Linked DNA regions of Homo sapiens: region 1 is linked to region 2. A link is a contact called in ENCODE Hi-C data. All regions are on one chromosome and are shown on one strand. The core of a region is the stretch at or near the end of the contact, and the rest is flanking DNA. Distances in the headings are between cores, read along the strand shown. Region 1 overlaps LOC124901744 (a long non-coding RNA gene). Region 2 holds the start of PAX4 (paired box 4).

Region 1 (3,534 bases), core at 453-2,952, 600 kb before region 2:
ATTCTGGGATTACAGGCGTGAGACATCGTGCCCAGCATTTTAAACTCTAAGGCTCACATTTTTCTACTACACTACCATGTTATATAAAACATGGCATCAGACAGCACAAAATTAGGTTGTGCTGCAGTTATAGGCAGCCTGAAAATCTTGGTGGCTTACAACAACAAAGTTTTACTCCATCCTCACGTGCAATGCATGATACACACGCCTCATGTCTCTTCTCGGAGCTCGGTTTCCTAGTATTCCAGGATTCCAGCTGGTGATGGAAGAGCCACCAGACTGTTGCCAGTTCCCATGCTAGAGGGAGAGGGAGCTCTGGAGGGTCTAAAACTATCAGCGAAATGCCCTGGCATTCAGTTGGTACATGTCACTTCTACCCACAACCCATTGGCCAGAATTTTACATTACTCTTCCAAACCACAAGAGGGAGGAAGTGTAATCCCCCTGGACAGCTGAGAATAAAAAGTACATGGCGAGCAACACTAAAACCTGCCACGAGTGTCTGGCACTGGGCTTGGCCCCTACATGATTAATAAACGCTATTTCACGCCCCCTTTCCTTCCCCAGCTATGAACAGATTATGGTGAAATCATTCATTTTGGACCAAGAGACAGGCATAATGAACAGGCCCTCCATTCTGTACTCTTCCTGGTTTGCACCTGCGTCATAGGATGCTGGCTCAGATTTCTCCAGGGCCTGAGTCTCCAGTGCCTTGATGTCCGACCATGTCTCAGGGGTTTCCATCAGTCATTCTCAAGTGCTGTGTTGCAGATGATAAATGACATTCACATGCACAACACATGACACCCTCCCATGGGCATCCAACAGGGTCAGGGCTACAGGCAGTCTCTGTCCGGCAGCTGTAATTCCACCACTTCTTCCTTTCAGGGAGGCATATCGGATTGCAACTAAGCAGCAGGGGCATTACTATAGGACCATATTGAATCTGTTCTAATTGATTAAAAAAAAGTCATCAACGATTTGAGAACCTCAACAGTTCATTATCCATAGCCAACTGCCTAGGACACACCTCCTAAGTGCTCCAGGCATACAGCATGTCAGGATACCACCATTGAAGAAGCACTGGTCAAGAAGAAGCCGGAGCAACCAGTTGTAAAATGAAAAGAAGTGCCAATTTGTCTACAGCGTGCCAAAGAATTGATTGGAAGAACATTTTGTCCATACTCACTGAATTAGCTAGTTGTCTTGGCACTGTGTAGACACAGCCTGAGTATTAAGAATGTGAGCATAGTATCAATCATCAAACCACAGAATGTTAGACTGGAAGGAATCTCCAGAGATATTTTTCATACATTCCCCTCATGTCACAGATGAGGAAACTAAGGAACAGGCAGGCTAAAAGATTTGCTTAAGGACATGTAGCACAATTGTCAACTGTTGTTTTAGAAAAGAGGTTAATGTGGGCACATCTTCACCCACTGCATTTTTAACATTTTCTTTAGCTATTTCAGAATCAAGATGCCCACTGAATGTCATTGCGTACTTTTTCTAAAAGTAGACAAGAATTTGAGAAACACCCCGTGATGCAATGGTTCATTGCTTAAACTTGCTGCTGACTCATTTGCCCTCCACCATTTTTTCCCCCAACTTCTCTCTTGGCATCTGGCACTTCCACTGGCTCTTTTCTCCAGCTTGTCCCATTCTCCTGGTCTGGGCTGGGCAACAGGATGCAGTGACGTCATGTCCGCGCGTCCTCATTGGGTGGTAGGCGGGGCTCAGAGGTGAGGTCCCTTGGTGAATCGCCCTGGGCGCCTGAGTAGGCCTCCTGGCCTCCAGGCTGAAGCAAGCCACCTGCTGCCCAAAGGGCAGACTGTTCTGGGCCAAAAGGAGTCTGTGGAACAAGGACGCCAAGATGTTCATGCTTTATCGTTTTCCTTTTTGGGATACGGTCTCACTCTCTTGCCCAGGCTGAAGTGCAGTGGTGTGATCATGGCTCACTGCAGCCTCGTTCTCCTGGGCTCAAGAGATCCTCCCACTTCAGCCTCCTGAGTAGCTGGGACTACAGGTGTGCACCACCATGCTTGGCTAATTTTTAATTTTTTGTTGTTGTTGATACAGGGTCTCCCTATGTTGCCCAGGCTGGTCTTAAACTCCTGGCCTCAAGCAGTCCTCCTGCCTCAGCCTCCCAGAGTGCTGGGATTACAGGCAAGAAACTCACACCCAACCAGGTTTCATCTTTTTGATAAAGGACAAATGCCCCCCTCCAAACAAACAACTCCTGTAGGTCACACTTCAAGTGTTTGCTGGGGGAGAAATCCCATCCAAAAATAGTCTTTCTGTTGGAAAGAAAGAAAGGAGTAGTGGCTCACTCCTGTAATCCCAGCACTTTGGGAGGCCAAGGCAGGAGGATTGCTTGAGCCCAGGAGTTTGAACCAGCCTGGGCAACATAGCAAGATCCCTTCTCTACAAAAAAATTTAAAAATTAGCCGGGTGTGGTGGTGTGTGCCTGTGGTCCCTGCTATGGGGAGGCTGAGGCAGGAGGATTGCTTGAGCCTCGGAAGTGGAGGCTGCAGTGAGCTGTGATTGCACCACTGCACTCCAGCCTGGGTGACAGAGTGAGACCCTATCTCAAAAAAACCCTAAAAAACAAACAAAAAACACAAAAATAGTCTTTGGGTCAGGGCCCTCCCTACTCTCGCTTAACTGTGAATTGTGCTTTTTCATTCACTTCAGGTTCCTGCCTCTTGAAATGTCTTTGGTTTGAGCTAGGCAACTTTGTGGTGGTCCCTTGAATCCCTATCCCCCTCCTTATCCCCCCATCCCCTTTTCTCAAGTCAACTTCAGAGGCCTTGGAGGCTCCTGCTTCAGGGCCTGTGAGGGAAGGAATTCCAGACAACTTCTGTATGGTCCTGGGGCTGAGGAATCGGCTCAGTGGCCAAGATATAGGCTCTCCACTGTCACTGCCCAGTCTAGGATTTTGGCAGCTCTCCCAACCCCACAGGCCCAGATGCAGGAGGAATCTTTGGCATGGACAGAGAGCTCTTAGGCCTGGGGCCAAAAGTCAGCCCTTTACCCCAGATGAACACATGGGGCTGCCCCTCCTCTGCACAGAGTACCTCTTTCCCTCACCCCTAGGTTTACACAGCTTAGAGAAGTGTCTGGAGTCTGGTGGGTTTGGGGAGCAGGGAAGATGGAGCCACAGAGTAATGTCCTGGGACAACTCCCCCTTGACCCCCAACAAATAAGAGGGGGAGGAAAGGACCTATAGCTTGAGAGTGGATTCTGGGTCACACTGGTTACCCCTCTTTCCTGGGTTTGATGCATCATTTAAAAGATGCTATGGAAAGTCTTGTCCTTCCAGTTCTTTCTTGTTGGCTTTGGTACAAAGCTACAAACACAGACACACACACACATACACACACATACCCGACTCCATCCTGTAACACACATACCAGTCATTTCTTCTTGGCCACTAGGTCAGATTCTGGAAAACCCTAGTTGTAGAAGAATTTATGGCTAAAGAATTTAAGACTTTAAGGGAAAGTAGAATTGGAGAACAAAGGTCGGGAACGA
Region 2 (3,103 bases), core at 204-2,703:
CGGGGAGGGATGAGGCAGGAATGGGGGACTAGGAGCAGGGCTACCACAGGCCTTACTGGGGACCTCCTCCCACCCAAGCATGGCTAAGTAGAGTGACCAGCAGTCCCCAGCTGCCCCGGGGATGGAATGGGCTGTAAGGACACTTGGGCAAATGCTATCCTGCCCGAGGTCCTGAAATCACCCTCTGCAGTCTCCCCTGTACCCCAAGACCAGTCTGAGGATGCTGGAGGAGGGTGGAAGAGGAAGAGAGTATGTATCAGGGTAAAGTGGAAAACTCACTTATGTGATATTTGGCCTTTGAGAGCAAGAGTTCCCAACCCTAGGATCAAGCTGAATGCACAACAACCACTTTCACCCCCAAAACCTCAAAACATTTACCAATGACATACGTCTTCCATTCTCTGATTTCTGGGACTAGTCTTATTGCCCTACACCCTGCTTACTTCCAGTCTAACTTTTGCAATGGTTTCACAGACTCTGAGGTGTGGAATGGACCCAAAGACCATCTGCCCAAGACCCTGATGACTGGCAACAAAATTTACATGCACTAGAGGCTGTGTTTCACTTTCAGCATCCCACTCCACAGGCACCACCTGCCCAGCTACTGATACCTCTGACCTCGCCAATGACCCAGATAACCTGTGGTGTCTTTTGTGGAAACAGCAGTGCCATTACTAACTTAGAGTCTAAAAGCATCAAATCCCTAACAGAATGGAGCCTGCTAACATCTAAAGATGGAAGAAGGAAAATCCTGCTGCAAGCCTCCTTATAAACACCCACATGCATCTCTGACTATCCTGAGGCTCATTTCCACCACCACTACCATTGTCAGTGTTCTGAAGTCCAGGATCCTTCCATTTCCAGGCAAGAATTCACCCTTGGTGTCACCTCAGTCAAGGAGTCAATTGGAGAATTGGTTAGGACACTCTCTGGGGACAGCTGGTGCTAGGTGACACACACTCTTCACACTCTTCTCCATTCACTCTCATTATCTCAGAGTGCTAGGAGCCAACTCAGTCAGTATTTAGGCAACAGTCTGTATACTCATTTATCTTTTATAGCAACACACACGACTCAGGAGTTGACCCCAAAGCCCATGTATGTGCATTCTGGCTGGGAAGCTGTGTTGGTGGTTCGGGAAGGCATCTTTTTGCTTCTGTGTATTCAAAGCCTTAAGAACACAACCTGAAGTTCCCCATCTTCCATGCTCAGCATGCCCTTCAGGAGTACTGGTGCTTGTGTGGGTACACTTTTGCCTGTCTGAGAATGGCTCTGTCCCTGCTTCCGGGTGGTAGGTGGACACAAAGTGGGCTCTGAGGATTCCCCATGGAAGGACACAGTGGGTCATTGGCTGTGGTTTGCCCTGCCTCAGGGCTGGTGTCAGTCAGCCCATGCACACCTCCCTCCTCCTCTCTCCTCTGCTCATGGCCTGTGACATCACTGGCTACTCCCAGAAGGCTGCCCTCTGCTCTTGAGCACGGGCTCTCTATAGCTCTGGACCCCCTGGCAGGACTGAAGCAGGAGCAGAGTGGAGGCTGTTACCAAGACCAGATCATCACCACCCCTGGAGCCTGCAGGGGTCTCAGAAGCTGAGACCTCCCACTGAAGCTCCCACCTCATTTCCTCCACACAGGTAGCTCACCTGCAGGCTCATTGTCTGCCCTGCCTCTCATGCTGTCTCCATGCCTCTGTGTGGCCAAACCCAACTTCTCTCCCACTCTGCCTTTGCAGCTACAACCCTCCTGCCCCTTCCACCCCCTTTCCTGTTTTTCCATCTTGCAAGCACCAGTTATTTTTTCAGACATGTTAATATGAATGTTGGGAATGTGTGTTGTGGCTATTGGGAATGGGGTTTCTGTTTGTGAGTTGGGGCATAATGATTTAGGTTTGGAGATTATTTAGGTTTGGATACTGAACCTGCATCCCTACTGCTCTTTTGAATTCTGGTCACTTAGGAGAACTGAGTCCCATCAAGGATTTAGGGTTTGGCTGATATTTTGAGCTCCTTCACCCTGTCTTGGCACAGCCCTTTACAGTCCCTGCTTGATTCTCCTCTCTCCATTGTTTTTGTGGCAATTACACAAACATGAAACAGGGGTGGGAGCAGAGAAAGAGAGCCCAGGATTAGGAGCCAGAAATTGTAGCTTCTGATGAGGAACTGGCTTCTAAACCTTGAATTTTACTCTCTGGACAGCCCCTGACTTGTGGCAATGCCAATCTGTGCCTCAGTTTTCTCTTTGGAAAACCTCTGCCTTCTTTCCCGACTTTTTGGAAAGATGAGAATTTGAAGGGGTCTGTGCCTCTACCTACCTAGAAACAAGTGAGTAAAAGCCAATTTAGCGACTGAACTTAATAAGTAGACTCTGGATTCCAAACTCTTTGTAATTCTTTGTTTCACTGGTGCTAGTCTCTTTTCTCCAGTTGCTCTGTAATGTGTTGGAGAGCAAAGACTTTACCCTTTTCTGTTTACTGCCTTCATCCTGAACAACCAGCAATGTGCTCATGCTTAATATCTTATTCAGCATACAACTGCAGATGAATTAACTAAGCCCAGATGGCACGCTTATTATAAGAAAGTTCTGTGCATAAGCTGTTCCTTGGGGTGATCTCCAGCACTACCAGGGTTCCAGGCATGAAAGGAGGCATCTTCAACTCCCATTGATTACTAATGAAAGTAGAAGAGGTATGGTGGCCTGTGGGACCTGTGTCCCTTGCTGCTCAGAGACTCGCTTGGGCTCATGACGGTTTCTATGTTGCTCAGCGGACAGTCTTCTCCTGCTTCTCATTCCCTTCAATATGCCTTTGATAAATGTTAGTTGAATGAATGAGTGTCTGATACCAGAAACATCGTCTCTGAAATTGAAGCTTCACTGTGAGATCTAGAACTCTTCAGAGAATGAACAGAATGAACAATCTCAGCAGGTTAGAGATGCTAAGAGATGCGTCTCCTAGGAGAAGCCGGCTCTTCAGGCGTGTTCATCTCTATGCCCAGTGTGTAGGACCAGAGCCTCAATGCCTGGTGGGTTAGAGCTGAGTCCCAGTTTCCCTAGAGCTTCCTGGAGAGTATAAAAAAACAGGAGCAAGCCTTTCTGAAGTGCAGCAT

Evidence for each region. Hi-C counts contacts between places; a loop is a spot of excess contacts on that map. Pooled maps may share reads with other maps.
Region 1: a map of ovary shows a loop between it and region 2 (2.8-fold over the local background). The contact joins the enhancer-like site here to the promoter of PAX4 in region 2. A Hi-C loop is called at or near these places in 2 of 168 maps with a recorded cell type or tissue (naive thymus-derived CD4-positive, alpha-beta T cell and ovary), 9 of 37 single-sample maps with no recorded cell type and 11 of 50 pooled maps.

Annotation. Positions count from the first base shown.
Region 1 is chr7:128,215,364-128,218,897 of GRCh38, reverse strand. The region is part of intron 1 of LOC124901744 (a long non-coding RNA gene); the gene reads right to left. Among named protein-coding and RNA genes, the nearest start is that of MIR129-1, 9.3 kb to the right of the region's middle. Within about 2 kb of position 1,702, at least 4 of the 41 ENCODE cell types and tissues checked have a DNase peak (open chromatin) inside an H3K27ac peak, as active enhancers do.
Region 2 is chr7:127,616,492-127,619,594 of GRCh38, reverse strand. It overlaps PAX4 (paired box 4), which reads left to right and starts at 1,453. Exons shown (of 12, transcript NM_001366110.1): 1 at 1,453-1,633; 2 at 2,195-2,320. RefSeq lists a promoter at 1-1,536.